3 separate regions of the Homo sapiens genome follow, and all the other regions are linked to region 2. A link is a loop called in an ENCODE intact Hi-C map of the cell type or tissue named here. Cell type or tissue: A673. All regions are shown on one strand. Links, peaks and the distances in the headings refer to the core of each region. The heading gives the core; the rest is flanking DNA.

Region 1 (10,808 bases), core at 2,863-7,862, 110 kb before region 2:
TATCATGCACAGTGTCAGGGAGCAGATCTGTTATTCACAGGGACTATTATTGAATCAGAGGATCTGGAGCCAGGGGAGACCTTGAGAGGTCAGCTGTGCTCAAGTCAACTGCCCCAGCTGCAGAAAGCCCCTTGCACCATGCTGGCTGCCTGTGGGTGAATGGAGCTGGAGCTGGGTTTAAATGGGAAGAGAGAAAGGAGAGGCTTACCATTCACAGACCTCACATTGCTCTTTGGGTCTAAAGTCCTGGTGCTTTAAATCACCCTCTCAATTAAAGAGAGATTGTGGGTATAATGTGAAACTTAGATGCTGGTCCTACTGCAGATGATTGGGGTTCTGGCTTGGCCAACAGAATGAACTCTGCTTTAGAAAAATATTTTAGAGTCATAGTTTCTTAGAGCAGAAAAATGGCTCATTGTACTGTATCATTCATTCATTCATTCATCAGTTCATTTATTTGGTCAACTTAGTTGTTCATGGAACCCACATTTGCTTTCCAGACGGAGAAACAAAAGCCAAAAGAGGAGATGTGGCTTGCCGAAGGTCACATGGGAGGGTAGTAGCAGAGACTGGATTCAAACACAGGCCCCTCCCCAGTCTCGGTCTCAGGCCTCCTTGTCCTGCCAGCCACTAGCTGCCAACCCGCTGACATGTGCTCTTTGATGGTGGCACTGGGGGAGTAGATAGCTGATATTTATCTCCTTGATGAATGGAATTCCAGTTGGCAACTTGATCTCCCACCTTTGCAACTTTGGGAAGAGAGAGGGTGATCAAAAGAAAATATTTTTTCTACTGAAAGATGCCTTTGGAAATCCAATATACCACTCTGTCAGCCTCATGAGTCGAGGGAGGAGGGATGAAAAAGATCTGTTGTGAGCGAGCCCTGCCACTGACAAGTTGATCTAAGTGTGTACAGGCTGTGCAATCTCTCTGAGCTCCAACAGAATCCAAATACGTGCCGAAGAAATCCCAATGGAGAGAGGTGGGGATAGTGTGGCAGTCCCAAACTCCAGCTCTGGACCTAGGCCCCTGGAGCTCAAAGCCTGCAAGCCAGCTTGATGATCAAGCATTCTCGTGACCTGGCCAGGCAGAGACCTAAACTCTCATTGTCTGTTTCCTGCTCTGTAGATGAGAGCAATTGAACTTAGCTCATCAGGTTGTTGTGAGGCGTAAAAGAGATAAGGAAAGTAGAACAATTAGCAGGGGGGCTTGGTAGATATTGCAAATCCAGCATGATGCTGGCTTTATGAAACATACTGTACCTCCTTTTCCCAAATCTAAAATGGCAGGAGATGGTTGCATTTGGACGCAATCAATTTGGGGCAGTATTTGCCTTGCTCTTTGATCCTAAAGAGAGTGCAGGGGTAGAAGTAAAGGCTATGGTACCTTCAGCCACAGCAAGCCTCTTCTTCTTGATAAAGTTACTAGCTCAGAAAAGCAGGAGAAGGAAGCCCTTTTATTTTATTGTTCATTTCAGAGTGTGGTAAGTTTCCGTGTGTTGGGAGCTATGCAGATACCAGAGATATTAAGGGTGGTTTAGGCCCAGCTGAGATAGATGCTTATCTGTTCACTTGGGGACATGCTTGGGGGTAAACTGCTGCTGAGGCAAGGAGGAGATGTGAGGGGCATCAGGGGCCAAGGGGAGGGGCACAGGTAGGGGAGAACAGTTCTGCAGGTCCTGGTAAGGGGAGGCTTCTGGGAAGAAGTGATATTTGAGCTGATTTTTGAAGGAGGCTGAGGAGGAGGCTTTAATTCTTTAATTCAGTTTGACAAAGGTGAGGATGTCCCGAGGGGCGTTGCATGGACAGTGGCTCAGACAAGAGAAGGATCTTGGCAGGCTCAGGGAAGAGGGACTCATCAGTTTGGCAGAAGCCCCAGATGTGAGTATGTATCAGGGAGCTTGGCTAATGCAGCAGGGGAGGATGCCTGGGCGAGGACGAGGCTGGAGAGAAAGGTGGCACCGAGCATGTGAAAGGCTTGGCATTTATTGCCTGGAATCAACATGTCACTGCAGAAAAGGCAGCTAATCCATACTGGGGATCAAGGGAGCTTCCTAGAGGGTGTGATGATGAAGCTCAGCACTGAAAGCCTGGGGAAGGACTGAGGCAGGCCCAGCGAATGGCAAGTGAGGTATCCTGGGGCTTCTGGAGGATGGAGAGAGGAGGACAGGATGCCACAATCCCAGAATTGAAGCGGGGTGGTAGGATCATGCAGAGGCAGCAGCTGGTACCAGGTCATCCAGGGCCTTGCAAGCCGTGTAGTCACTGGGATCCAGGGCAGGTCACAAGCAGGGTCTGACATGAGCAGGATTTCGGCTCTAAGTCCCCAGCTGACTCCAGCTGCCCGAGCTAATGGCCTGCGTTCTCCCCTCTACACAGGCCTAGCAGAATGTTGCCCAGGGTTGGTGCTATTTGGTTGATGGGCTCTTGCCTGTGAAATCTGTTTAGCTGGGCACAGAGGGTTCCAGTCATCCCTTAGATCTTTGAACGCTCGCTCGCAGAGAGCCCCCCTTGCTGGTCTAATGCAGATTTGTGGCCCGTTCTGTGGAATTCATTCTGCACTACAAGAGTATGATATTACCCGATGTTTATGGATGGCTGAGTCTAAAATATCCATTCTAAAGTCCACTGAAGGATGAAATTCCTTGTTACTTTCATAGATTCTCTTGTCTTATTTTTCCCCCCATGGAGGAACATAAAGCATTTGTATTTTTAGCTCAAAGCCTGGTCATTTTAAAAATCATACCTGAATAAGAAGGAAGGGCATTCTGGGGGGAGATGGGCGGTTTGAGGAAGACAGTCTCAGCCTGGGACGGGTTCCCTGAAGCAACCCCCTCCCCAGGGAAGTTCTCTATTTGTCATGTTTCAGCCACAGCAGGAAGCAGAGGGCTGCAGTTGTCTCAGAAACTGTCAATGATAACAATACTCACCAAAACTCAGGATTTAAACACTAGGCAGAGGTTGCAGTGCAGCCAACCTAGACTCCCAACCAAGAAGGAAACAGGGCAGGGATGAAGTTTTGAGTCCATCCCTCTGCACCTTCTCCATGGTCAAGATGTTGGTGTTCTTGGGGCTTTGGTAAAATGTGTGAATATGCTATAATTCTTGAACTGAACTGCTTTAAATTTCACTAACTGCTCCCCTGTGCCTCTTTTATAATGATTCTCCAATGTCCAGAAAGTCCCACCTTATGTTTGTCAGACAAGCCTTTCCTGCTGGTTCCAGGTAAAAAGATCCACACTTTGCCTTTGAGTTCCCGGGGCACCCTGTCTCACCAGTGAATCACCTGCCACTTGTGGTATCATCTGGCACTTGTTGGATTTTTTGTGTGTATAGCAGTGCCTGGTGCCAAAAATGCACAAATGAATCAATTCAGAAGCATGTCCATAAACAGCTTATATCCTACAATACTGCAAAGAACTGCAGCTGGGCCACCTCCATCATCACTCCTTACCCATGTACACATCATCATGCAGTGTCCTAAGGATTTCACACATCATCTCCTTTAATGATGAAATCATTGGATACTGATATTAACAACACTGTATGGTAGCAAAACAGACACAGTCCTTCTCCTCTTGGAGCTTAGAGCCCGGACAGAAGGCAGCCAGTCAGATAGAGAGTAGGTCTGTAGGACAGGCAGAATGCAGGATGCTGTGAGAGCCCAGGACCAAGTAGCTCATCCACACTGGATATTCCAGTAAGGATTCAGGGAAGTGCATGTTACACAAGAGACCTGCAGTACAGGTAGGAACTGGCCAAACCAAAGGAAGTCGAGTGTTCCAGGCACAGGGAATGGAATGCAGGAAGGGCTGGAGACTTGGCTAGACCCTGGAAAAAGGCTGAGCTGGAATGTGCAGGCTTTTTGATCTGGATCATTCTGGCAGACCTAGCTGCATTGACCTAACCTCCAGATGGCTTCCCTTGCTGTTGTCTGCTCCAAGCAGTGGGATGTGGTAATGAGGAACTGCCTGCGGGCCTGCTCATGAGTCTTCCGGGTTTGTCCTGGACGGGTGTCCTGACTTAGTGAGTCAGCCCCATTTTCTCATTTCCTGTCTCCTTTGAAGGTTGTCCAGGCAGCAGCCCAGCCCACCTGTGAATTCCCAGTCCTCCTGCAGCACCCCCAGTATGCTGGCAAAAAGAGGTGCTCAGGAGGCATAAGCATGTGGCTGCACATCCCTTGCTATTGATGCAGATTTCAATCTGTCACTTAACCTCTCTGAGCCTTTCAGTCATCTCCCTTAGAATGGCAATAATGGCTGGGAGTGGTGGTTCACGCCTATAATCCCAGCACTTTGGGAGGCTGATGCAGGAGGATCATGAGGTCAGGAGTTCGAGACCAGCCTGGCCAACATGGTGAAACCCCGTCTTTACTAAAAATACAAAAAATTAGCCAGGTGTGGTGGCATGTGCCTGTAATCCCAGCTACTCGGGAGGTGGAGGCAGGAGAATCGCTTGAACCTGCGAGGTGGAGGTTGCCGTGAGCTGAGATCTCACCACTGCACTCCAGCCTGGGAGACAGAGCAAGTCTCCATCTCAAGAGGGAAAAAAAGAATGGCAATAATGTACCCACATCTTTGGCTTGTTTTGAGGATTAAATACAATAGCATATGTAAAAGTAGCACAGAGTAGGTGCTTTCTCTTGCCATTGCCTTCCATCTCTTTCCATTACAGAACACCCCAGAGCTCATGTACTGCTCATTCAACTCCAGCTAATTTTAATGTTGCTCAGCATTGTGGAATGTCAGCACCATGCCATTCACTTTGCCGCACTGCTGTCTCTCATAATGTTATAATGGCCATTTTACAGATGAAGAAACAGAGGCTCAAAAGAGATAAAGTTACTTGCCCAGAGTCCCAAACTAGTAAGCTGGAAATCAAGCCCCAGCAGTCAGACCTCAGAGCCTGAATTTTTCCACTTCACCCTGCACTTTGTCTCAGCCCCTTCTCAGTGGGCAGGGGCTGGTGGAGGCCTCTGCTGTCCTTCCTTCCAGTTCTTTCTTAATAGGATGCTATTAGCAGCTGACAAGCAGCACTGGGAGAAACACACAGTTGTAAATAACCCATTGTAGGAGAGCAGGAGGGCAGTTCTTGACCCCACATCCTGATAAAAGTCATTTGCTCCCCAGGCTCCCATTTAATTTGGAGGAACATATGCACGTTGTCGGAAGTGAGCCTATGTGTCGGGATTCAGCTCACAGGCATAGGCAATTGTTGATTACATCAAACACATCCCCAGGCCTGTGAAGGAGGCAGATTCGGGTGTGTTGCCGGCATTTGTGGTTCCCTTTGGGGAAAGCATCTGAAGTCTTTTCCTGGGGAAATCCCTGGGGTGGTCTTGGATCAAAGCCAGGTGGCTCTGCCTACTTTTCCAGAAGACAGGACAGGCACGAGTACAGGGTTCTTTTCAATGCCTAAAAGTGCCAGGTTTGTTTCCTATGTCATCTCATTTCATTATCCCACGAAACCCACAGGGGAGGCTTTATAGAGGAACAAACGGAGGCTCCAGGGGTTAAGTGATTTTGCTCTAAGTCACACAGATAATAAGCGAGCTTAGATTCAAACTCAAGTCTGTCTGGACTCAAATCTAGGCTTGTCTGCCTGTCTCCAGCTGGGCAATGTCTTAGGGGCACATTGTGTGCTCCAGGATTGAAGTGGGAGCTGGGGGTGAGGGATACACGGCTGCCAAATCTGCCCTCAACAAGAGCAAAACACCAGCAACAACAATGGTCCCCACCATGGACATGTGTGGGCATTGAGGCATCGCTCTACCTCTCCATCTCACTGCAGCCTCCCAGCCACCCTGTGGACAGGACCACTGAGGTACCTGAGGAATTAGGAAGCCTGGTCATAGGTAGTGGGGCTCAGGTGAGCAGTCAGCTTCAGGAGGCCCCCTCGGTGTTAGGGTGGTGTCAGGGCAGGTTGTCAGGCAAGGAGACTGCAGGAGGAGACTGCTGTCTGTGACTTGGACTGGGGAGCTTAGGCAGCAGGAACAGGGACTCCTGAATAGGGCCCATGAGTAGGGGTGGGATGCATTTCCTACACAGGGGACAGTGAAGGCAAGGGGGACAAAGGGCTTTATCTCTAGGTCGGCAGATGTCTAGGGACTCAGTTTTTTAGGACATAGGCTGCAGCTGTCATTGGCACGAGGAAGAAACTGAGTTCTCAGGAGGAGGCTTGGGATCAGGGTCAATGACAATGGTGAAGTTCTAGGTTGACAAGTAGGAAGTCATGCCCTCTGGGAGGGGCCAGCTTTTCTTCCAGGGGCTGGGCTGAACCTCTTGGTTGGGTCCATCAGTCCCAGCTGCACGGATGGGAGGCAGGTGGCTGCAGCCAGCAGCCAGAGTGTACCACCCACTGTCTCTCTAGTTGAGGGTTCGATTTCTCCCCTGTCTCCTGCAGAGCAGGTGGCTGCTGACTTCTTTGAAGAATGGAGCCTCACTTCACAGCTGGACACTGCCTAAACTTAAGAACCATTAGTGCTTCCAGGAACGTACCCCCTGGGGGACAAGGGAAGGGGAGGGGATAAAGAGATGGCCCTCCCTCTGCCTGGCCAAGCACTGCTCAGCTACCCCTGCTGTGGGGAAGAAAGGTTCTGCCTGCCTTTTTATTAAGGATTGTGGATTTTTCCAGCACATTACAGAATGACCCAGTGTCTCTGTCCTTAAGAGGAGAAATGCACAAGAAATGTGAGAGTTTGAAATTAAACGGGAAGGAGAGAGGCAAGGAAGGAGACTCAGAGAGTGGCAGACATAGCTGGGGCTGGAGTGTCTGCTGCCCACGCTGGAGTGAACTGGCTCAACACACCCAGGCCTCCAAAGAGGAGTTCATGCAGAAGTTGTTTCTGAGCCATGCAGAGCATCATCTCTCTGTTCTTATTCTCTACAAATAATTGCTCTACACTCACCCTGCACATGGCTCTGCAACGGTAAGAAAGGGGATTGGCATTAGGCGAGCTGAGGTCTAGATGGAGGGCTCTATGGAAGAAGGAGAATTGAGCCTGGTGCACTTTTTCTATGTAAAAGCGTTTTTCTCCTATTCGGTGTGTGCCTGGTTCTGGCTTTCACCCATCACCACCCTAGGAATCTTCCCTCCTCTGACCACATTTTTAATTCCTGAGTCTTGAATATATCCTCATTCTCATTCTCTCTTTCTCTTCCTCTCTCTTGCTCTCTCTCAAAATTACTCCATTTACAAAAGTCTCTTTCAACAACAGATGCCACAAGAAGCACCTCCAAACGTTGGATCCATTCATCTCCCTTTGAGACTACTCTTCTTTGAGATGCCTCATTCATTTCCGGGTCAATTGTCTTAAGAGAACTATCCACATTTATTTGCTTCATTGTACTGCATTCTACTCATGTGTCACTATCACTTTCACCACCCCGAGTCTAAGGCAGTGATTTTCTAAAATCCAAGGAACCTCCCAAGTATCACAGCTGAAGGACTCATTACTCCTCATCTTACTTGGCAACATTAGATGTTGTTGCTCATCATTTTCTCTCCAAACTTGTACTTTGAATTTGGTAATTCCCTCCTCTCTCTTCTGGTCCTTCTATTTCTCTGCCCACTTCTTTGGGTTCTGGGGATCTTCAAGGCTCCTTCCTCACCCCTCCTGTGGTCTTAGTATCTATATTCTTGAGCAGTCATCTACTGATCATGATGACATCCAAATCTCTTCCCCCTAACCTGTCCATGGAAGTCCACAAAAATGTGTGGCTGCAACAGAGCAGGAGTAATAATTTTGGTGAGACAGGATAAGGGATGACCAGGGTGGGTGTTTCGAAACATAGATTAATACAGGAATTAAATGAATTGTTGAAGATGTGGGAAAAACAATAGCCTTTTGATTCAGTTTGGTTAGGAAACAGAATTAAATTAGAAACTCATGGCCATGTAGTTTTATGTGCCTGTTTCCTAGCCTACTGTAGGAGCTTAATAAATGTCAGCAGAATCTAACGTTGATTACTTAGTTGTGCATGCATGTCTTTTTTTCTCCAGACTTTGAAATTGGATGAAGAAATGAAAGTATCTCTCTTATTGTTCCAAGATTTTAAAAAAGGTCGATAAGCAAAATATTATTTATTAAATGACTAGAAAAAGAAACGGACAAGATAATTAACTCATAGAAAGGAAGGCAGATCTTCTTTCCAGCTCTTCATTTGGTGTTACCTTCTTGAAAGTCATTCATGCCACAGTGCCTCAGTTCTGTTTTGTGCTTACCCTGACAGGCATCCTTAATTTTTTTTTTTTTTTTTTTTAATGGAGTTTTGCTCTTTTTGCCCAGGCTGGAGTGCGATGGCGCTACTTCAGCTCACTGCAACCTCTGCCTCCCGGGTTCAAGTGATTCTCCTGCCTCAGCCTCCTGAATAGCTGGGATTACAGGCGCCCACCACCATGCCCCAATAATTTTTGTATTTTTAGTGGAGACAGGGTTTCACCACATTGGCCAGGCTGGTCTCAAACTCCTGACCTCAGGTGATCCACCTGCCTTGGCCTCCCAAAGTGCTAGGATTATAGGCATGAGCCACCATGCCTGGCTAATTCTTAATTTGAATGACAAACACTCACTGGAGTAGTGAGTTTGATTGTTTAAACCTAAAAGTTAGTTGAAAAAAAATCAGTTTAAATCATTTAATAAAGAATCTCATTTGTCTCTAACAAGGTCGAGAAAATAACTTGTAGTTTAGATCCCTATTGGTGGGATCTGAAGATTCCAACATCAATGAAGGCAATGGAACCAGGCTGAAAAGTCGAAATCATTGTTGAAATACACTCAACATTTTCAATTAAAAAAATTAATTGTGGTAAAATACATATAGGATAAAATTTACAATCTTAGCCACTTTTTCAGTGTTAAGATGGTTAACCCATAATTGTTTTAAAGTGACTTCAGTGAAACTGTACCTATTCAATAGTAATTCCCAATTTCTCCCTCTCCCCCAGCCCCTAGCAGCCATCATTCTCCTCTCTGTCTCTATGAATTTGACTGCTCTAAGTACCTCATTTAAGTGGAATCATACACTATTTGTTTTTTTTCTGAGTGCATTATTTTTACTCAGCATAATGTCCTCAAGGTTCATCCATGTTGTAGAATATATCAGAATTTCCTTCCTTTTTTAAGGCTGAATAATATTCCATGGTATGTATACATTATGCATCCAAGCCTTAACTGATGAGCTTCAAGTTGGAACTTGGCATAAGGTCTTCTTTTGTGTCACTGCTTAAAGGAGTTTCACAAGAGAGAAACATGCAGGTAAAAACAGATTCCCTTTCCCCCCAAACCCATGCTCACTTTAATGGCCTTTATGTTCACTGAGTTTATGTTCCATTCTTCATCTTTTAGGGTTCAATAAAGTCTTCTGGAAAAGAGAGCCTGTCTTAACTATATGAAAAGGAACAAAGGAAGAGATGAATGCCTGGACAGAGATCTTAAATAGAAAACAAGACACCACAGCCTAGAGTCTGTTGTAATGGTGTCAATGTGAAGCAAATTGGGTTGCCCCAAAGGGAAAATAAAAAGCTAGAGTCAGAGCATGGGGTCACTGAGTTCTGACATGCCAGCCACCCACAGGGACGACTCTTGGAGTTTTGGTCTTAGTCTTCCTTACACATTCAGAGTGCTGGCAATTCTGTGCTGGGTTTTTATATTTTCTCAGATCATAGCATGCAGGTGGGAAGGCAATACTCAAACCATGCCTAACCTTAGGAGCCTCTCCCCTTGTGGGATGAGAACCAAGCCTTTGATATATTGCTGTTTGGAAAAGAATGCGTTGTGTCCCAATTTCTATTTTATGGTGTCCCTTTGTTCTTACAGTGCTGCTGTTCTACAAAGGAGTGTTTCTAGAAACGCTGGATGCAACAGGAAGCTTTGAAATTGGAAAAAGTGAGGATTCCATAAGCCTATTTGGAAACTAAGATTCTACCTAGAAGTTAAATTTATTTTGGAAGGGCATATATTGATGTTTTCCTGCCCCTCCCATAATCTCTCTTCTGTCTCTCTCATCTCTCTCTCTTTCTTTCTCACACTCACATACATACCACATGGGGAAATGACTCTTGACTCTTGCCCTTGTCCATTGAAAGCATGGCCCGTGCCTGCTGGCTCTCTGGACACCTTTCAGGCTTGCCTCCAGCAGCCCCTGTGAATAGCTGAATTACTATTCCTCACCCTAACCTCAAAGAGAGGTTGTTAACAAAGCCTAAGGATCACGGAGCCAAGAAAGCCAGTTCAGAGGCAGGCAGAGCCATGAGGATTGCAGCAGGAATATAAATGGCTAGTTCTTTCTTCTCTAAAGAAGGATTTTAAAGGTTATCAAGTTATTCCCTTTCACATAGAAAGCAGAAATACCAGAGACTAGAGTTGTTGAAGGAAAGTTGACCAAAAGTTTAAAATGGTCAGGAGGTTTAAGAGAGGGAGCTATTCCCAGCAAACTGAAAGGGAAGAATCTGAACTCAGCCAGAAAAATGGGGTTCCTGGTTCAAGTTGCAACCCCTCCAGGGTCTGGTGAACTTGAGAAAATATGTTACTTTTTCTAGGTTTCCATGGAAAGATGCTCCATTTGGTTTCAGGGAAACCTGGACTTACTGAGGTGCAATCAAGCTCTAGCTGTGTAATCCTAGGTACGATGTCTTGCCATCTTTCTCAGTTTCCTGACCTCAGTGTGGAGATTATAAAGCCCCTTCACTTGGGGATGCTTTTTCAAAGAAAGCTCTTAGCTTGCTCAAGGCAGGCGAATGTCATTCCCAGACCCTGCCAATGATGAGGACAATGATAACTAAATGGCACTTGCTAAAAATCAGAATGCC
Region 2 (10,808 bases), core at 2,382-7,381:
TACCGGTTGTTCCTTGCCATGTTTAATGCTTCCTTCAGGAGCTCTTTTAGGGCAGGCCTGGTGGTGGCAAAATCTCTCAGCATTTGCTTGTCTGTAAAGTATTTTATTTCTCCTTCACTTATGAAGCTTAGTTTGGCTGGATATGAAATTCTGGGTTGAAAATTCTTTTCTTTAAGAATGTTGAATATTGGTCCCCACTGTCTTCTGGCTTGTAGAGTTTCTGCCGAGAGATCCACTGTTAGTCTGATGGGCGTCCCTTTGTGGGTAACCCGACCTTTCTCTCTGGCTGCCCTTAACATTTTTTCCTTCATTTCCACTTTGGTGAATCTGACAATTATGTGTCTTGGAGTTGCTCTTCTCGAGGAGTATCTTTGTGGCGTTCTCTGTATTTCCTCAATCTGAACGTTGGCCTGCCTTGCTAGATTAGGGAAGTTCTCCTGGATAATATCCTGAAGAGTGTTTTCCAACTTGGTTCCATTCTCCCCATCACTTTCAGGTACACCAATCAGACGTAGATTTGGGCTTTTCACATAGTCCCATATTTCTTGGAGGCTTTGTTCCTTTCTTTTTATTCTTTTTTCTCTAAACTTCCCTTCTCACTTCATTTCATTCATTTCATCTTCCATCACTGATACCCTTTCTTCCAGTTGATTGCTTCGGCTCCTGAGGCTTCTGCATTCTTCACGTAGTTCTCAAGCCTTGGCTTTTAGCTCCATCAGCTCCTTTAAGCACTTCTCTATATTGGTTATTCTAGTTATACATTTGTCTACATTTTTTTCAAAGTTTTAAACTTCTTTGCTTTTGGTTTGAATTTCCTCCTGTAGCTCGGAGTAGTTTGATCATCTGAAGCCTTCTTCTCTCAACTTGTCAAAGTCATTCTCCATCCAGCTTTGTTCCGTTGCTGGTGAGGAGCTGCGTTCCTTTGGAGGAGGAGAGGCGCTCTGCTTTTTAGAGTTTCCAGTTTTTCTGCTCTGTTTTTTCCCCATCTTTGTGGTTTTATCTACTTTTGGTCTTTGATGATGGTGATGTACAGATGGGTTTTAGGTGTGGATGTCCTTTCTGTTTGTTAGTTTTCCTTCTAACAGACAGGACCCTCAGCTGCAGGTCTGTTGGAGTTTGCTAGAGGTCCACTCCAGACCCTGTTTGCCTGGGTACCAGCAGCAGTGGCTGCAGAACAGCGGATTTTCGTGAACTGTGAATGCTGCTGTGTGATCGTTCCTCTGGAAGGTTTGTCTCAGAGGAGTACCCAGCCGTGTGAGGTGTCAGTCTGCCCCTACTTGGGGGTGCCTCCCAGTTAGGCTGCTCGGGGGTCAGGGGTCAGGGACCCACTTGAGGAAGCAGTCTGCCCCTTCTCAGATCTCCAGCTGCGTGCTGGGAGAACCACTGCTCTCTTCAAAGCTGTCAAACAGGGACATTTAAGTCTGCAGAGGTTACTGCTGTCTTTTTGTTTGTCTGTGCCCTGCCCCCAGAGGTGGAGCCTACAGAGGCAGGCAGGCCTCCTTGAGCTGTGGTGGGCTCCACCCAGTTCGAGCTTCCCGGCTGCTTTGTTTACCTAAGCAAGCCTGGGCAATGGCGGGCGCCCCTTCCCCAGCCTTGCTGCCGCCTTGCAGTTTGATCTCAGACTGCTGTGCTAGCAGTCAGCGAGACTGCGTGGGCATAGGACCCTCTGAGCCAGGTGCGGGATATAATCTCCTGGTGTGCCGTTTTTTAAGCTCGTCAGAAAAGCGCAGTATTGGGGTGGGAGTGACCCGATTTTCCAGGTGCCGTCTGTCACCCCTTTCTTTGACTAGGAAAGGGAACTCCCTGACTCCTTGCGCTTCCTGAGGCAATGCCTCGTCCTTCTTCCGCTTGCGTAGGGTGTGCTGCACCCACTGTCCTGCGCCTACTGTCTGGCACTCCCTGGTGAGAAGAACCCGGTACCTCAGATGGAAATGCAGAAATCACCCGTCTTCTGCATCGCTCACTCTGGGAGCTGTAGACTGGAGCTGTTCCTATTCGGCCATCTTGGCTCCAGCGACTTTTTTTTTTGAATTTATGTCTCCCTAAAATGTTTTTCCCTTTTGTTATCTCTTGGTTTAAAATAAGAAGGAACATAAAAACCCACAATTGGGGGAAGGAGGGCAGTGGAGGGAGGGAGTGCATCAGGAAAAATCGCTATATATGTATTTGTTATCTCATATGTTTTGTTTTGCTTTTTAATTTTTTTTTTGAAACACGGTCATGAGACTAAATAATTTTTGTAATTTTGGTGGAGATGAGGATTTGCCATGTTGCCCAGGTAGTCTTGAACTCTTGGCTTTAAGCTATCCACCCCCCTCAGCCTCCCAAAGTGCTGGGATTACAGGTGTGAGCCACCACACCTGGCTGCTGCTTCTTAATTTCTAATTTTGTTTTATAGTGGCAAAACAAGAAGTTTTGTGTAACTTATGCTTTTTGAAATGCATTGGAATTCTCCTCGTGGTCAAATACATGACCACATCAGAAAAAAATAGCTAATAGAAAGGAAAGAAAGAGGGAAGGAAGGAAGGAAGAAAGGGAGAGAGGGAGGGAGGGAAGAAGGAAGGAAGAAAGAAAGGAAGGAAGATTCATTTACACCAGACAACCCACTAAAAGTTTTGAGTTATTGTAATCAATAAAATACAAGAAGGAAGAAAGGAAGGAAGGGAGGAAAGGAGGGAGGAAAGGACAGAGGGAGGGAGAAAGAAAGGAAGGAAGAAGGAAGGTTCATTTACACTAGACAACCCACTAAAAGTTTTCATTTTAATAACTATAACACCATCAACCATTCTTTGAAAGCACATCTGTTGGCTTCCAGAGTTTCTTCATCTCTCTTAGACTTGTAAGGGGTTTAACGAGCTCAAAAAGACACACAAATATTAAGCACCTACTCTGTGCCTGGCATCAGATCTATATTTAATTCACTTTGGGTATTTTCTGAAAGAAAGATGATTTTCCATAACCAATTCCCAAACCAAGAACATGCATGCATCTGTGTCCGGCAGAGTGGAAGTAATGAACATGAATGCCACCTTTGCTAAATTCTGAAATGGACCTAAATGCACCCAAATTCTATATAAAGTCATATTGCTAAGCTTTGATTCATACCTAATTTCCTCAAATGGGAAGGGTGGAGGATTAGTTGAATGAAGGGCTGCTGTAGAAAGAGCAACACATATGTCTTCTTGGCAAATGTCTGCTTTTTTTCCAGTTATTAGAGTTAGTGCCAGCACAGGAAGGGAGCAGCAGGGGCCAGAGTTGTTTTTCCCCTTAGAGCAACAGGGAGAATGTACCAGAGATAAGACTCACCCGGGTGTTTGGCTTTTGGAAATGAAAATAGAATTGCTGTATACATGTCAGCTTGATCTGGGAAGGCTGAAAATAGGGGTGGGGGTGCAGGTAGATGTAGAATGGCCTGAGTTAAACCCTAGTTAGGGAAGAAAAGACAAAAATTTGAAGGCAGCGACTTTATCCCTAGCACACAGGGTCTCCCAGGCTGGAGGACATCCCCACTTGGTGTATGTCACTGGTCAGTGCTGCCCACTGTCTGAGGTCCAAGGGAGGTTGATAGGGACCCCGGACTCCTGGAGGAATAGGCCTCTAGTGGGTGTGTTGGTGGGGACTGCAAGTGGGGCAGGGGACTGGGAATCTTTGAGTTAGGTGGGGGGTCATTATTCTCTCTAGTGTGTAGGAAATTCAGTTATCTGAAATGGTTTTGAGTACAATAAAATGCATGGTCCTGTATTAATCTCAATCCTTTGCCAGTTATATATTCCACAATATATAGACTTTTGTCTTGCTTTACACACTGTTGTAATACCTTCTATGATGGTAAGTTTTATGTGTCAACTTGGTTAGGCTATGGTGCCTGCTCGTTTGGTCAAATGCTAGTCTAAATTTTTCTGTGAAGGTATTTTAACAGTGTGATCGACATTTAAATCAGTAGACTTTAAGAGATGTGGGTGGGCCTCATCCAATCAGTTAAAGACCTTAAAAGCAAAGACAGAAGTTCCCTGATGAATGAATTCTCAAGACTGCAAAATTAAAAACCCTGCCTAAGTTTCCATCTTGCTGCGCTGTGGAATTTGGACTCAAGACTGCAACATCCACTCTGACCTGAATGGGCTGGCCTGGCTTATAAATTTCAGACCTGCTGTCCCCTGTAGCCTCAGGAGCCAATTTTTAAAAAATCTCTTGATAGTATTGATACATAGGTAGATAGCTAGATAGATAGAATAGACATGCTTTTCTGTTTCTCTGGAGAACCCTGTCTAAAACACCTTCTTTTCAGGAAACTTGTTTTGTTTTGATGTAAAATCATGCGAGTCCAGGATGCAGTGCTGGAAGAAGCCTTAGTCCATTTGGCCAATGGTAGCAAATCTGTGGCTCAATTGCAAGAATGCCCTGGGGCAGACCAGAACAGCCCTTTTTGCTGAGTGACCGTCAGATTCTCCTGGACTTCCTTACAGCAGGAGAGACACCCCTTGCTGGTATCCCCAGCCCCCTGCAGGCAGCAGATGCTGCTGTCTCACAGGCAGCCTGGCCTTTCTCCCTGTATTGTCTGACCCACCACTCCAGCAAAAATTAGGAATTCTGAGTAGAAGGAGAAGTAAGGTTCTTCCCAGTTCTGCAGTTGTAAAACTTTAACTTTGTTGAATGTTGGAATTAAAATGGCAAAACCTCTACCCCAGGCCTCTGCAGGTTGCCCCATGGATTGGCTGTAGAAGAGAGCCTGGCGAGAAGTAATTAACCACAGATCACTAAAAGCTCAGTGGAAAGGCCTGTGTCCAGGAATTCCTTTTGCCAGAGGTCCTGGGAGCGTTTGCTGCAGAGAAACGAGTTTGCAGATAAGCACTTTTCTTTGTGAAGTCTCCTTTCCCAAGCTCTGTTAGCTCCCAGCTCTGTTTTCAGCTGTGAGGGCTGTCTTTTCATCTTGAACTTTACATATTCTTCTAGCTTAGCCCAGTCACACAGAGCTCTTTGGCAAGCTACTCTCTCTCCCACTGCGAATTGTTGGGTACCAAGGCAGGGTATAAAGTTCAGAGTCGGCCAACTTTTCCCCCACAACCCTCTTACTCCGCCTCTCTTTGTGCTCAACAATGGATTTCAAAATCTTTGGTTTTCTTTGTCATCAGAAAAGATGTTGGAGTCAAACAAAGAGGAGAGCAAAAATTCCAGACGTTTTGAGTAAATGAAAGTGTGTGTGTGTGTGTGTGTGTGTGTGCTGGTGCAGTCTCACTGCCACCCCCAACACCACTGGTTAGCATTGTAACCCTCAGGAATGTATATCATTTGGGGTTGGGTTAGTGGTTTGAGCAATGCTCCTTCCAACTTCCTGCTGGAAAATTTAACCTCTCTTTAGTCTTTAGAGAGGCAAAGAAATGAACACATTTCTACTTGTTCTACCTGCAACACATCTCTTGATTCCATTCCCAACTGCCCACTTCTATAGTTCTGGCCTTTTTTTCCTTTCCCTGGGTTGTCATAGAATGTACTGACTTTTCTTGACATCTTTTGCCACCTCCACAACCTTGTTGCCCCTGCAGCCAGAGTGACCTTTCTAAAATGTAGCTCTGACCACCTTGTTGCTTGTCACCTGTAGAAATCAAGTCTAAGTTTGTGCAGGGGCAGCCAGAGTGCTCCTGGGGCTCGGGCCCTGCTTACCCCTCCCAGCCCTCTCTGAAACAATTCTGAGTGTTTCTCTCTGCAATGCATGTACGTATATACATGTGTATGTATGTGTGTGTATGTATGTATGTATTTCAGCAGCTGTGTTCTCTTCTTGAAATGAGCTTCGTTTGTATAAATTCTGCCACCCTCCCTAAATTCCTCTGAGTTCTGATCTACTCTGTTTCCCCTAGAGTGAGAAGTTTATGTGGTTTTCACTGCCTTTCTCCATCCTCAGTGTATCAACTGTATTCGCTTACCTTTCTGGCCAGCCTAAGGGTCCTGTGGGGTGGAAACCCTCTATCCATGATAGCTAGGCCAGCACAGTGCAGGCCATCTTGAATATCCTCAGTTAAAGCTTCTGAATTAACAAGATACATATCTAGGGTTTATGAGCTTTGGTTCTGCAGTTGAATTCTTCTGGACTTGAATCCTGGCGTTCTTGCTTAAGCCTCCTTTTTCTCCCCTGTGAAATAGGTGGAATCATATCAATATCAGAGTGCTGATGGTCAAAATTAATGGAAATAATGCATGCAACATGCTCCATGCATCCCTAACATGCAGTAAAACCTCAGTAGTCACCCTCATTTGAAATAACTGCTTGCCCTGCTTCCATGCTCCAGCCCTCTTCCGTGTCACCCTCTTTGTTTGCAGATCCCCTCCACCTCATTTCTATCATTAGCAACGTGGGGAAGAAAGAGTTAAGCCTGACTCTGTTCACCACAAATCCACAGGCACTAAATAAGGCTCTAACATTCAGGCTTTAAGTATGGGCTGCAGTTAACTATAAACAGCTGTTGCAAGATAATAGCCTTCTCCTGGTAAAATAAGGCCAGTTCCCCCCAACCCTCCCCTCACAATGAAACCTTTCTTGCACTTAACGTTCAGAACTGATAGATAGGTCTCAGTCTGGCAGTAATCAGAATTAAGAGATGGGGGCAGGGAGAAGAATTGTCAGGCTTCCCAGATCCAGTTGACATGTATACAGCAATTCTAATTCCATTTCCAAAAGCCAAACACTCGGGTGACTCTTATCTGCAGTACATTCTCCCTGTTGCTCTAAGGGGAAAAACAACTCTGGCCCCTGCTGCTCCCTTCCTGTGCTGGCATTAACTCTAATAACTGGAAGAAAAGCAGACATTCGCCAAGAAGACATGTGTTGCTCTTTCTACAGCAGCCCTTCATTCAACTAATCCTCCACCCTTCCCATTTGAGGAAATTAGGTATGAATCAAAGCTTAGCAATATGACTTTATATAGAATTCGGGCACCTTTAGGTCCATTTCAGAATTTAACAAAGGTGGCATTCATGTTCATTACTTCCACTCTGCCGGACACAGATGCATGCATGTTCTTGGTTTGGGAATTGGTTATGGAAAATCATCTTTGTTTCAGAAAATACCCAAAGTGTATTAAATATAGATCTGATGCCAGTCACAGAGTAGGTGCTTGATATTTGTGTGTCTTTTTGAGCTTGTTAAACACCTTCCACGTCTAAGAGTGATGAAGAAACTCTGGAAGCCAACAGATGTGCTTTCAAAGAATGGTTGATGGTGTTACAGTTATTATAAAATGAAAACTTTTAGTGGGTTGTCTGGTGTAAATCAATGCTTCCCTCCCTCCCTCCCTGCCTTCCTTCCTTCGTTTCTCTCCTCAGAAAAATTTGATGAGATCCAGAGAAATTTACTGGTTTATAGAGTCAATAAGAAAGTTAGCAGCACAGATGGGGGATGGATGCACCAACCTCTCTGACTCCAAGACCAGTGATTTCAATCAGCTCACATTGAAAATCATGACTGAAGTAATGGTCTCTGAAACTTGGGCAAACAAAATTGAGGAGAAATGTTTGGAGGGAACAGCACTCAGGAGTTTAATTTTGTTTATGGCTGTGGTCTCAGGAGAAGTAGAAAGGCCTGTTGATGTCTGTCTCCAGCTAAATCATAAATCTTAGACCCTGACAAGGCACAATAAATGCTATCAAATTAGTGAATAACGTATGGACTTGCTCCCTGCTCTGAAGGCATCCTCTGCAGCCATAACAAGGCAGTAATAATTAATGCTTTTGGTTATCCTCATTGAATATCATGAAACAAGTAGCCTGTGAGGTGGGTGCTGCAGTCATTCCCATTTGTAGATAAGGAAACTGAGGTTTGGAAAGATTATGACATTTGCTCATTGTCACCCAGCTAGGAAGTTCCAGAGCCAAGTTTCAAAGCCTTGTTTTCTAACCTACAGCTTGATCTCTTCACCTCTTTATGATGCCTTATTAAAAAATAATAACTAAACTAAAAAATCACTACTTTCTTATGAATCATGCAGCACCTTTTTTTTTTTTTTTTTTTTTTTTGTATTTTTCCCTTGTAAAAGTTAACATCCTTGGTGTTCTGGGAGGTAACTTCATCATTCCTACTACACATAGGTTAGATCTTAGGCTCCCATGAAGCACATGACTTGTCCAAGATCAGCCAATCTCGTTAGTAAGATACGGAGATTTCTAAAACAAAGTCCAGTGCTTTTTTTTTCATGACAATGTTTCTGTCTCTCTGGATATTTTATATCCACAAAGCATTATCAATATGGTGGTTTCAGCAAACACAAGTTAAAATCACCTTTCAAAAAGTGATAAGGCATTACTAAAATCAAGACAATCAAACCAACGAAAAAAGAATATGAAAGAAGGTTCAAGACTGTGTTGGGCAAGGATGGGAAATATGGCCCAACTTACGGTCCAATTTTAACCAATGACTCTACTCTGCCTGGAGGGCTTGCTGAGAAGGATCATGAGACCACTTCTGATGCTAATGGGAAAATGTCCTTTGATCCTGAGCAAAGTGGACTCCATGTTGGAATGGATCAGTGTGGCAGGAATGAACATGTTCTATTTGCCTCTCCAGACGTGCTCTGTTTTCACTCTGCTCTGTGCCTGACCTCTACCATCTGCACCAGGGGATTTCTTTACCCTCCAGCTTCCAGTTCGGTCTGGCCAACCTTTTTCAGTTTTCCCCTTTCCTTCCTTCCTTCCTTCCTTCCTTCCTTCCTTCCTTCCTTCCTTCCTCCCTCCCTCCCTCCCTCCCTCCCTCCCTCCTTCCTTCTTTCCTTCCTTCCTTTCTTCTTTCCTTCCTTCTGAAAAATTTGATGAGACCCAGAAAAATTGACTGGTTTATAAAGTCAATCAGAAAGTTAGTAGCAGAGATGGGGGATGTACCAACTTCTCTGACTCCAAGACCTACCTACCTTCCTTCCTTCCTTCCTCCCTCCCTCCCTCCCTTCCTTCCTTCCTCCCTCCCTCCCTCCCTTCCTTCCTTCCTTCCTTCCTTCCTTCCTTCCTTCCTTCCTCCCTTCTTCCTTCCCTGTTTTCTTCCTTCCTTCCTTCTTTCCTTAATATATGAATCCTGTTGCTTCTTCTCAAACTTCAAGGCTTTGATTCAGTGGTGCTCACCTCTGGGAGTCCTAAGACTCGTAGAACAGGAAGGATTTAACCATCATCCTTTTATACCATAAAAATCTCAGCAATGCAGATCCCTGGGGACATATTCTCAAATTAAATGTTGAGCTTCCTGAAGACAGGGATCAATATTATTTATTTCTCCATCCACGGTTCCTGATGTACAATTTTTACACAGTAAATGTTTATTGAGTTAATGAGTTATACTGGGTACTCTTACTTTCCATAGATCCAAGGCTTCTGCGCTTTAAACACTGAAGCAATTACTTATTTTATTTTGACTGTTTTGAATGAAAAATATTTTAAAAGCAAGCAAACAAGCACACAAACAGAAAAAACTATTGCCACTATTTCAAGTGCAGTATACACAACATTATTTGGATTTAAAAAATAATTTGGAAATATCTTTATGAGCACAGATTATGCTGCTCTGCTTAAATAAACTAAAGCTGTTAGGGGAAACTGAGGTGCACAAAGACACTTTGCCCCTGAACTAAATGTTTCTAGATGGTTTCGTGTTTTAAATCCTTATGCCTAATTGTTCGTGTACCCACTCTTCTCTCTTTCCAGTTACTGTTTCTAATATGCTGTGGGTTTGAATATCAGGTAATTACAGACATTTGAGTTCTGTGTAAAATAAGAGTGAAAAACCTGAATAAGTATGTGCAAATAAAGAGGGAACAGAATGAACATTGCCTTCTCTGACTGTGCAGAAGCTTTTATCCTTTGTTTCTTAGTTTCTAGATAATTTAAGAATGACATTAAATATGAGATGGCTGGGAGCTCACACCTGTAATCCCAGCACTTTGGGAGGCTGAGGCAGGTGGATCACTTGAGCTCAGGAGTTTGAGACCAGCCTGGGCAACATGGTGAAACCTGTCTCTACAGAAAATATGAAAATTAGCTGGGCATGGTGGCATTTGCCTGTGGTCCCAGTTACTCAGGAGGCTGAGGCAGGAGGATCGCTTGAGCCTGGGAAACGGAGGTTGCAGTGATCTAAGATCATGCTACTGCACTCCAGCCTGGGCAACAGAGCAAGACCCTGTCTCAAAAAAAAATAATGTGAAAACATCGATACCTAAGAATGACTGGGGAAAGCAAAACAAAACATCTGCTTTACTTTTTCCAGAGAAGGCCACAGGCCACTTTGCAGCACTTTGAAATGACATTGGAAATGACACTTTTGCAGAATTTTAAAGTCCATGTTGGAATCTCAGGTCCTTTAATATGGATTCTCAGTGGAGTCAAATGAATTTCAAATGCATAACTTCTGATTGCCACCTGAGATTACTTGTATTTTGGTTGCTGTCCTCAAAGTAGTCAAGGAGTGGCAGTGGCATGAGCTGCTCTGGGAGAAGAGGGGAGAGGAATCCAGATTCTAGAATTGAGTTGCTTGTCTTTATTGTGTGTCTCCAGAAAATCAAGCCCTCTCTGACCCTCAGCTTACTCATCTATAAAATGAGAATGACCATATACTTGACAACAGACTCCTCAGGTGGACATGAGAATGAAAAGAAGAAGAAAATACAAGAGCATTTTGTAAATGTAAATGTAGCATAAATGTTTAAGTGTTCCTCATGATGATGGTAAGGATGAAGGCTTATTCCCAAAGCTGGCAAGCTGGCAGTGAATCTCTGTACTGTCCTGGACTTCTGGGAGAGAATTTCTGGAACAACCACAGGAAATTTGAAATGCAACTT
Region 3 (10,808 bases), core at 3,314-8,313, 70 kb before region 2:
ATAGTGCTCATATCTGGCTGCACACACAGCAGGTCATCCTGTACCATGATAACAACATATCTATTTCTACAACTCTCATGGAGTTATTATCTTCCCTACAAAACCTGTTAGAATCTCACGACAGTAAACATTAGAGGCAGAATTCTGACTCATCAGCTATTTCACTCTGAAGTGGGGGGCACTTACCACTCTACTCTTCTGCCTCCTGAATCTGTTCGCTTCTTCTCTCCCCAGCAAGCTTTGTGGAGCAGTCTCTCATGAATTGACTTCCTATGGAGAGAAGTCCCAGGGTGAGAGATGGAGGTGGTCTCTGAAAACGGTCTCATGGAAAGTGAATTTGACCTCTGGTCAGCCCTGCCAGGTCAATATTTCTATCAGTGATGAGGAGAAGGACCCAGAAGGTGCAAGCTTTGCCTACGAGTGGCCCATCTGGACAGTACAATAGCATACCGCATGCTAGAACCATGTGCTAGAGAGAGAAGGAGGACAGATGTGGGCCATCCACACCTGTGTGACACTGCAGAGTCTGGTGGGGAGAGGGAGGAAAGGAGGCTTAGTTGGGACAAGGGCTTGGCTATGACTGGGTGCCAGGTTTGGGTCCCAAGGCAGAAAATCTGCTGTCCATGGAAGAGAGTGGCTATATCCAGCCAGCATCCATACACAGAGGGGATTAGCGCCAGGGGATTTGAGACAGTGTCATCATGGCTTCAGGTGAACCTTGGCATTACTACCCCATTGCGGTTCCTAGACCAGACAGTTCCAGGACATTGGGGTGCAGAGAACGTCTTGCTCTCAATCAGGGAGGTGGGATTCACCGGCTTAGTGTTGTCAGAGCTCATTATGGGTGCCATCGAAGCTTGAGAGATCAACAGAGAAGGCATGAGATTGGGGCCCCCATTATAGGAGGAGGGAGAGGGCTAGAGCTCGGAGGTTCACTCCAGGTACAGTGCGCTCTGGCCTTAAAGAAATAATGCACTCAGTCGTTCATGGGAGATGAAATCTGTCTGCTCTACACTCTGATTTCTGCAATCGTCTACATTTCGCTCAGAAGGGCTCAGGGTGACTGGGCTGCTGCTGTGCCTCTGAGCCCTGTCCTGCCTCCTCAGCTCTTTCCTTGTTCTCATTTTGTAGTATTCTTCTATTCCCTCAAGAACAGGCCCACCTCAGGTGCACACTGGGCTCCCTGGCTGTCTTTCCGGAGCTTTCCCAGGTGAAGAGGAGGCTGCACCCCATCTCCCTCTCCACGACCTTCTGCTACTACTACCATCTTTACCGCATCACTGAGGGAATGACCCTCATGGGGAGAATCCCCCTTCCCCAGCCCTCCCCAGGACCTCACCTCCTCCTCCAGTCCTCCCTTGTCACACATTGCCTGTATCTACATCTGGGGACAGTGCTAGTGACCCAGAACTGTCAGCTCCTTCTTTCATGCTCACTTAGAGGGCATTACAGGCATCTTGTGCAGAGAGGTTCCACTTAGAGAAAGCATCTGAGCAGTATCTGGTCTGGGCCCTCCTGCCTTTCATTGACCCAGAGAAAAGGGTATCTGGATGTCTGTCTTTAGTGTCTATGCAAGGGAGTTTGTGTGCAGTTCGTCTCTCTTTCTGAGAAGGGGCCAGTGATGCTCGTCTCAGTTACCTACTGCCCGATACAGGGCTTAGCAGAGACTAAAACAGAGCCTTGGACTCTGAGTGTGCACTGGGCTGAGCCCCAGAAGCAACTGCAGGCTCTGCCCAGGACTACTGGAGCTGGTCTCAGACCCTCTCTCCTATTCAGAATTCTGGTCATCCAATGTCCTTGTGACCACCGGGCCCCAGAGTAGCCTGGGTCTGCAAGAAAAGCCTCCATCTCTTGCTCCACATGCCTCTGTGGGCTGTTTCTCATGAGCCCTTCAGCTCTTTGAAAACTGGAACAAAAATATTCTTCCACCCTGGAAGTGCCCCTTAGAACCATATGCTGCAGCCCCCATCCCCATCTATCTGGCTGCCTTTCCTGAGCCCGCGTGGCTCTGTTTGGATCTCCAGCCCTCTGTGACTACTTGCTTAGGGTGTGTGTATAGAAGGGAGGTAGGGTCCTATTACATCAGAATACCGGAAACAGCCCCACATTTCTCTCCTGTGGGACTTAGTTCCCCTCACCTGCCATCACCACATCACTGCCTTCCATGGCTGAGTGAGCCCCTTCCTGAGACTGCTCTACCCTCTCTCACTCCCCTCCTCCCTTTCTTCCACATCCACTCTCCCTCCCTCAGGGATGACTGGTGTGCAGCCTGGGAACTGACCTGGGATCTCCCTCTGCTCTCCCTACCATGCCTTTGCCCATGCCGTGCTCTCTCTGCTGCGATGCTGTCTCCACCCTCCTTTCCTTGCCTAATTCCTGCTCATTTTTCAGCCACTGATCTCATGTATTTATTATCTTTTGCAGGGAGCCTATTCAGACTCTACTTCACCTCTATCATTCTCAGCTTGAGCCCCTCCTCCGTGTCCCTGTAACACTCTGTGGTTACCTCTATATGGTAGGATGACCAGAGCATGGACGACTCTGGCTATACTTAAGCAAAGTCCATAAACATCTCCAAGCCTCGGTTTCTTCATTTGCAAAATGGAGATGACAGCAGAGCCTGCCTCATAGGCTGGGGTGAGGTCTTGGCTAGGTGAGGCCCATGAATGATGTAGGAACTTGGCATGGTGCCCAGCTCCCAGTGAGTGGGGCTATCTCCACCTGGTATTTTTAGTGTCTATGCAAGGGAGTTTGTGTGCAGTTTGTCTCTCTTTCTGAGAAGGGGCCAGTGATGCCCATCTCATTCACCCTACTGCCCAGTACAGGGCTTAGCAGAGACTAAAACAAAGAGAGTAAAGGACAGAGTAAGAAGAGGCACAGCAGCTCCAGTCATCACTACAAATTAGAGCTCATGATTCATTGGAAGTGGTGAGACAAACAAGTTTATCTTTTGTGATTATGTGGCAGTGTTTGGAATAGTAGCTTAAGGGCCCTTCCTTCTTAGTCTGATTCTTAAGCAGATGGATTGATTTATCTTACGGATGTGAGTATGTGAACATGTGTGTATGTGTTGGGGGTTCCCTGGACTCATAGCAATGATAGAAAACCCCTGTCTTCCCAGCATGCAACAGACAGAGACATATCCCGGAGGGGTTCGTTTAGCCCTGGGTCAGCTGTGGTGGGGACCTGAGCATCTGCCACAATTCTCATCCAAGTGACTGCGGCTTGAGAGTAAATGCCAGGGCTGCTGCTGGGGTCCCAGGGTATCTCCGACCTGGAGATTGATGATGGGTTTCATTATATTTCTGAATAATTAGAGGGCAAGTTCCATTTGTGAGGACTTGCTCTGAGCTATCACAATGTATTAGTGGTCAAATAAGCTGCATGTATGTGATTTTAAAGGGAGAACAAGCAACCTGCAGCTGAGAAGACAGAATTTAGTGTTATAAATAATCATGTTCCACATATGGTGGCTGTATCATAAGAAATGCCATGTATTGAAGAACCACTGCCTTTCAGGTCCATTTACATATACACACCATTTCAGTTCTTCAGCGCAGTCAGTCTGGAAAGATCTGGAATGGGGGTGAGCAGATGGGGGCTGATGTACTTCTTGGGATCAGACATTTTCTCAGCCATAGAATCATTCAGACCAGAGCTCTCAGTAGACACTGAAAGGGTGACTCTGTGGGCAGACAAGTCCTCTCTTCTTCTGTCTCTCTCACTCTCCGAGTCTCAAACTTTTATTGTTTTTGTTTGTTTTTCCATAAAATGGAGTTCAATGCGTCAGACTTGCCCATATTATGGGGTTGTAATGGTGGTCAGAATTGGCAATGCATATACTGTAAAAATATTTTGGTTGAGATAAGGAGGTGATACGGTTTGGCTCCGTGTCCCCGCCCAAATCTCATGTCAAATTGTAATCCCCATGTGTTGAGGGAGAGACTTGGTGGGAGGTGATTGGATCATGGGGGTGGTTTCTAATGGTTTAGCACCATCCTTTGAGTGCTGGCTCATGATTGAATTCTCACGAGATCTGACTGTTTAAAAGCATGTAGCATGTTCCTCTTCACTCTCTTTCTCTCCTGTCACCATGTGAAAAAAGGTGCTTGCTTTCCCTTCACCTTTTCCATGATTGTAAGTTTCCTGAAGCCCCCCAAGTCATGCTTCCTGTTAAGCCTACAGAACTGTGAGTCAATCGAACCTCTTTTCTTCATAAGTTACTCAGTCTCAGGTAGTTCTTTACAGCAGTGTGAGCACAGACCAATACAAGAGGTATCACTTGTATTAGGAGATGTGACTTCTCCCCTCTTTTAATTTGTGGGGTTTGCCTCTGTGTGATCCTATGCATTTCCTCCCTTATAACTTGGTGAACTTGGCAATAGGTAGTTTCCTGTAAACCTACCTTGTAAAAGGATGATTTTTAAGAGCTGGAGTAAATCAGAGCCAGAGGCCTGTAGGGTGATTGCTGGGGCTTCTGAGAACCAAACTAGAAGGTCTCCTTTTGCTGCTCCCAAAATATGTAAAGGCAGGCAGGAACTAGAAGTCACTGAGGACTCAGAAGTAGTGTTTATTTACAGAGAAAAGATAATAAATTATGCCTAGCAAACTATCTTTGGAATATAATTACAGGTAATCCAGAAGAACAAAACTAGCCCAACCTCAAGGGAATGAATAATCCCTAATGCCATGACAGAGAGAGACAGATGTTAGTCATCGTTTACAGAACTTGCATGGAAAATTATTACAATAGATAAAAGTCATATACTGAGGATATCTGAATTTGCTCAAATGAATATTCTTTGGTTTCAAACAGTCACTGATAGATAGATAGATAAGGATCGAATGAACTGGTTTTTCTTAGCTGTCGATTTTTCTTTTGATCAAAGAAACATTCATATATTTTTAAAAAACATAGGAAGAGCCTTGTATTCAGAATTGAAGGGTTTGTAATAGAATTCCAGTGGATCAATTCCTTCAAGCACCTTGAAGCCTCTGGGTATGTGTGTGTGTCTGCCTACACACTGTGTGTATTTCTTATAAAATAAAGGATTTGGTCCAGATTCATGCGTAATGCCTATCCCAGCTTCAACAGCCTAAAGCCTATTCATAACAGAGAAGTTTAGCTGGAAAATTCTCAATGTCTGGACCAGTGTCATGAAGTGGCTAACGGAGCAGCCATCATACATTTTAATTGTAGCAAGAAAGCAACTTTTTGATCAAATGAGTGAGTGCAAACATTTGGCAACTTCCTGAATGAGTGCAAATGAAAAGCGATTATATTAGAGCTGTTATTTTTTCCTCAAGAATGACTTCCTTTCTGTGGCAATAGGAAGCTTTCAGGAAATTATTCTTTCTGGCACTGCTGGTGTTTAAGCACCAGAATGAACCTGCATTCAATAATTTAAAGTAACTTTGTTTTCCAAGTTAATTAATTGAATGATTCTTGATGTTTGACAATGAAATACAACATGGGAACAGCATGAGGCAGTTTCTCCCTTTCCTTTTAAAAAAAGAGTCTTGTCTACTCCATTTCATATTAGGGCCACCATCATTATCCAGAATGAAGGGTGAGTGGGGAGAGGCTTGATGAGTCAGACACTTTACAGAGACATAAAATAATCCAGACCAGTATTTCTCAAATTTTTGCATGCTTGAAAAGACTCTAGGGCTCTTTGTACAATGCAGAATATGATCCAGTAGGTCTGGTATCGGATCTGAGATCTCTCAGGTAAAACCTATGATGCTAGTCCATAAACCCCACTTTAAGATCTCTATTGCTGTCTCTGTATCTATAGCTGTACAGCTGGGGCTGGGATAAGATATCCACCTGGACCCTCTGCCCTGTGCTTTAATTAAGGTGGAGGTTCTCAGAGTAAATAGATCTGTCCACCACAGCTGTGGCTGAAATCAGAGGCAGGTCAGGAGGATGTGACACAAGTACCAAAAGTATCAGCTGCACTACAGCATAGAGGAGCATAAGAAGATTATATCTGGCACCTACAGTGGCCAGACACAGATGTTAACTGCCGGATGCACCAGAAACCCACAGCTCCAATTCAGAGCTAGCCCTGAAACAGACCCAGCTCCTGAAGTTAGACCCAGGAACAGATGTTGAGAAGTAGGCACCATGAGAGCTAGGTACAGACGTTTCAAACATTTTAGCCCAGTGAAGGTTCTCAGATCAGCACCTGGGTATCAATTTGGCGTCTGCACCCTAGCTGTCACTGAGCTTCTCAGATGTGCACTAGCTTCTACATGTGAGGTCAACCTGATCAGTCTGGGGGCTGCAGATGGATCTTGGGCATGAGTGGGGTGGACTCCTCATACTCACACATCCTCACGGAATTGGGTTACAATAACCCTCACTCCTATACACTGAGCTAACTGGTCAGGCTTTCAAGAACAACCCCAGCTTCATGGCTGCCTTTCTGTTCTCTTAGGCTTTTAAGAGAGCACTCTAAATACATTTTTTTCATTACTCACTTATGAACAGCTGTTGGCTAAAGGTGTTCCTTTTGGGATCACAGAGAGTTAAAGACAAGAAGGGAAGTGGGGTTGTGGAATATTCTTTGACATTCCAAACATAATAAATACCAGAGAACATCCAAATCAGGAAGAGGAGGATTCCCCTGACACAAGGCTGCAGGGCTCACAAGCACTGACAATTCACTCATCAGTTTCAGGACCCATGAAGACAGAGCCACAGATTCCCCTGGTAAGGCTATTTTGTTTATAGTTGTGCAACTATAGGGGCTTGGATGATAAAACATCTCTAATAAGCCTAATAGAAGACAATGGCAGCTGTTATTTACCTAGAGGCCAGCTAGGGTAAAAAATGTGTGTGGGCTGGGGATCATTTATGCAACATTTAACTGGGGTCGGGGATGGGAGGGAGCCAGAGTCTGAACCTCAGCGAAGCCTTTCATGTGGGAATGTCATTTTCCAATCATATATAGGATAGTTGTGTTGTTCAGTCCGGGGTAAGCCACATAGTGCAGGAGGAGAGGAAACCAGCACTTATGGAACACTTACCATATACTAAGAGCTAATTCCTTCACTTCCACCTATCATTTTCTTTCTAATGTGATACAACAAGCTCAAAAATAGCCATTTTTTATAATCTCCATTTTATATAAGAAAATGAATGCTTAGTTACTTGAAGAATTCTTCTTTCAAAGCCAGAAATGTGGAACTTTCAAATCTAGGTCTGGCGGGAAATAAGACAAAAAACTTCCTACTTAAGATAATTTTAAAAAATAGTTAATATTATACCATTAAGTTTGTGGATGAAAGATGAAAGTCATTATTTATAAAACTTGTGCCACTATATTTACACTAAATGGGAATTAATTTCGTCTTTATGCTTCCTGGAAAGTGTCTTAGATTGGGGTCCCACAACAAATACTATAGACTAGGGGGCTTAAACAATAGAAATGTATTTTCTCACTATTCTGGGAACTGGAAAGTCCAAGATCAATGCATGGCAGGGTTTGGATTCCGGCAAAGGGCTCTCTTCCTGGCTTGGAGATGTGTGCATTCACACTGTATTTGTGCCAATATAGCGCAAGTTATAAGTACAGAGAAAGAGAGAGCTCTGGTGTCTCTTCCTCTTGTTATAAGGACATGACGCCCAATTCTTATGAGGTTATTATTAATCTTAATAACCTCCTAAAAGTCCTGTCTTGAAATATAGTCACATTGGGGGTTGGGGCTTGAACATAAGAATTTGGAGGGAACACAATTCAGTTCACAGCAGAAGTCAAGGACAGAGATGAGAAGTGAAAATATTTGGCCTAACTAATGAGGTCCATAAACTCTGGAAGGTGTTTGACATTTGTCTGGTACTGTCATCTTCAGATGCATGCATCTAGCTCTTCAATAAAACATGTAGGCAAAATTATAGGGTCCCCTTGCCTGTATCCTCTTATTATAGCCCTTCATTTAAGGGCTTAAACTCTTCATTTAAGGCCTGCCTGAAGTTCTGCATCTTTCAAGATCCTTCCTGAACTGCTCCAGTCCTTGGGATACCCCTGTGTTCTACTCTCCAGTCCAAATCCATGCAGCTATCATTGCTCTCTTTGTCTCTTGAGTCTTCTCTCTTTCCTCCTGCTGTTTTCCTTCCTATGTGGCTGGGGGTTTTCTGATGGCAGAGAAAACATCTCATCCATCTTATGTCTCCATTATGGGGTTCAGTGAAGAGGGATGTCTCACTCACTGTTGGCAAGTTCTGCTTTCTTTCCCCAGTGAAGAAATTGGTATCAGCAAGCAAGTGTAACTTTTGTGTGCAAAAAGTGTGAATTAAGTTTTTGATGGAATTTTAATCTTCCAAAGAATCCTATAAGGAAAGCTTGATGAATAAACAAGCCAAGAGGAAAAAAAAGTTCCATTCTCCAAATCACACAGCCAATAGAGTGTGGATCTAGGAGATGGAGAGGGAAATCTATCCCCTGGACTCTTCATCCTACTTGGAGTGTGGCGAGCCCACCCTGAATCTGGGCACTTATGTTTGCTTTTCCTTCTGCCCTGAATCTATCCCTCCTGTCCTTTGCTGTACTCACCAACTCACTCATGAGGTCTTTGCTCAATGCAATTCCTTCTTAGAGCTCATCCCTGACCACTTGATCTACAATGGTATTTCCTAGCCACCCACTGTCTCGCCACTCAGTATATATTAATATACCTTTCATAAAAACTTTAAATGATCTGTAATTTTCATTTCAGTTATTTAGTTATTTTCTTGTTTATTGTCTGGACCTTTTCTAGGATTTAAGTTCCGTGAAGTCAGGGATTGTATCTCCTTAGTAACTGCAATATTCTCTGTGTTTCAATATATTATTATGTCCTCATAAAACATTACTGGGAGAAAAAAAGATTTGGGGATAATGTTATATGTGCTTTAGAGAGCAGTGTATCTGAAAATGTGATCTCTGTGTGATATCATCCTCACCTGGGATCGCCAGCATCACATCACTGTTAGAAAAGCAAATTTTCATCTCAATAGATACAGAAAATGCATTTAATAAAATCCAACATCCCTTCATGATAAAAACCCTCAGCAGACTAGGCATTGAAGGAGAATGCCTCAAAATAACAAGAGCCATTCATGACAAACTCATCCCAACATCATACTGAATGGGCAAAACTTGGAACCATACCCCTTGAGAGCTGGAATAGACAAAGATGCCCACTCTCACCACTCCTATTCAACACAGTACTGGAAGTCCTAGCCAGAGCAATCAGGCAAGAGAAAGAAATAAAAGGCATCCAAGTAGGAAAAGAAGCAATAAAACTATTTTTCTTTGCTGTCGATTTGATTTTATACTTAGAAAACCCTAAAGACTCTGCCAAAAGGCTACTAGAACTAATAAATGATTTTACCAGGGTTTAAGGATACAAAATTAATGTACAAAAATCAGTAGCATTTCTATACACCAATGCATCCAGGCTGAGAATCAAAGTCAGAACACAACCCCATTTACAAAAGCCACAAAGAAAATGAAATACCTAGGAATACAGCTAACCAAGGAGATGAAAGATCTCCACAAGGAGAATTAGAAAACGCTACTGAAAGAAACTGGAGATGACACAAATAAATGGAAAAAAACATTCCATGCTCATGGACTGGAAGACTCAATATTATTAAAATGGCCATATTGCCTAAATCAATTTACTGATTCAACATCATTCCTTTCAAACTGCCAACATCACTCTTAACAGATTTAGAAAAAACTACTCTAAAATTTGTATGAAACAAAAAGAGAGCCCAAATAGCCAAACAATCCTAAGCAAAAGAACAAAGCCAGAGATATCACACGCCCTGACTTCAGACTACACTATAAGGTACAGTAACTAAAACAGCATGGTACTGTTAGAAAAACGGACTCATAGACCAATGGAACAGAATAGAAAACTCGGAAATAAAGCCACACACCTACAACCATCTGATTTTAGACAAGGCCAACAAAAATAAGCAATGGGTAAAGGACTCCCTATTTAATGAATGGTGCTGGGATAGTTGGCTAGCCATATGCAGAAGAATGAAACTAGACCATTACCTTTCACCTTATACAAAAATTAACTCACAATTGATTAATGATTTAAACAGAAGACCTCAAACTATACAAATCCTAAAAGAAAACCTAGGAAATACCCTTCTCAATATTGGCCTTGGCAAATAATTTTTGGCAAAGTCCCCAAAAGCAATTGTAAGAAAAACAACAATTGACAAGTGGGACCTAATTAAACTAAATAGCTTCTGCATAGCAAAAGAAACTAACAGAATAAACAGAAAACCTATAGAATGGGAGAAAATATTTGTAAACTATGCACCCAACAAAGGCCTAATATCCAGAATATATAAGGAACTTAAACAAATCAACAAGCAAAAACAAATAACCCCATTATAAAATGTGCAAAAGACATGAACAGACACTTCTCAAAAGCAGATATACAAATGGACAAAAACATATGGAAAAATGCTTATCATCACTAATCATCAGAGAAATGCAAATTCAAACCACAATGAGATACCATCTCACACCAGTTAGAATGGTTACTATTAAAATGTCAAAAACAATAGATGCTGGTTGAATCTGCAGAGAAAATGGAACACATACACGGTTGGTGGGAATGTAAATTAGTTCAGCTACTGTGGAAAGCAGTTTGGAGATTTCTTAAAGAACTCGGAACTACCATTCAAACTTCAACCTGGCAATCCCTTTACTGAGCAGATACCCAAAGGAAAACATCATCATACCAAAAAGACACATGCACTTGTATGTTTATTGCCAAGTTATTCACATTAG

Evidence for each region. Hi-C counts contacts between places; a loop is a spot of excess contacts. Peaks named below come from ENCODE experiments on the same cell type or tissue, not always from the same donor. Only the 100,000 strongest peaks of a DNase experiment are listed, where the experiment ranks them.
Region 1: it touches region 2 in a loop (5-fold over the local background); 1 of 110 quality-filtered maps calls a loop at or near these places.
Region 3: it touches region 2 in a loop (4-fold over the local background); 1 of 110 quality-filtered maps calls a loop at or near these places.

The regions. Positions count from the first base shown.
Region 1 is chr16:65,651,669-65,662,476 of GRCh38, reverse strand. No RefSeq gene overlaps it. Among named protein-coding and RNA genes, the nearest start is that of LINC00922, 81 kb to the right of the region's middle. RefSeq lists enhancers at 3,573-4,772, 5,864-6,363. In A673, for the core only: no CTCF peak of the experiment used is centred there; DNase peaks (open chromatin) are centred at 3,996, 5,236 and 6,496; H3K27ac peaks cover 1,216 bases.
Region 2 is chr16:65,542,332-65,553,139 of GRCh38, reverse strand. The region is part of intron 2 of LINC00922 (long intergenic non-protein coding RNA 922); the gene reads left to right. Among named protein-coding and RNA genes, the nearest start is that of LINC00922, 29 kb to the left of the region's middle. In A673, for the core only: a CTCF peak has its summit at 4,490 (motif pointing left); DNase peaks (open chromatin) are centred at 3,239 and 6,619; H3K27ac peaks cover 4,974 bases.
Region 3 is chr16:65,613,698-65,624,505 of GRCh38, reverse strand. No RefSeq gene overlaps it. Among named protein-coding and RNA genes, the nearest start is that of LINC00922, 43 kb to the right of the region's middle. In A673, for the core only: no CTCF peak of the experiment used is centred there; a DNase peak (open chromatin) is centred at 5,375; H3K27ac peaks cover 1,964 bases.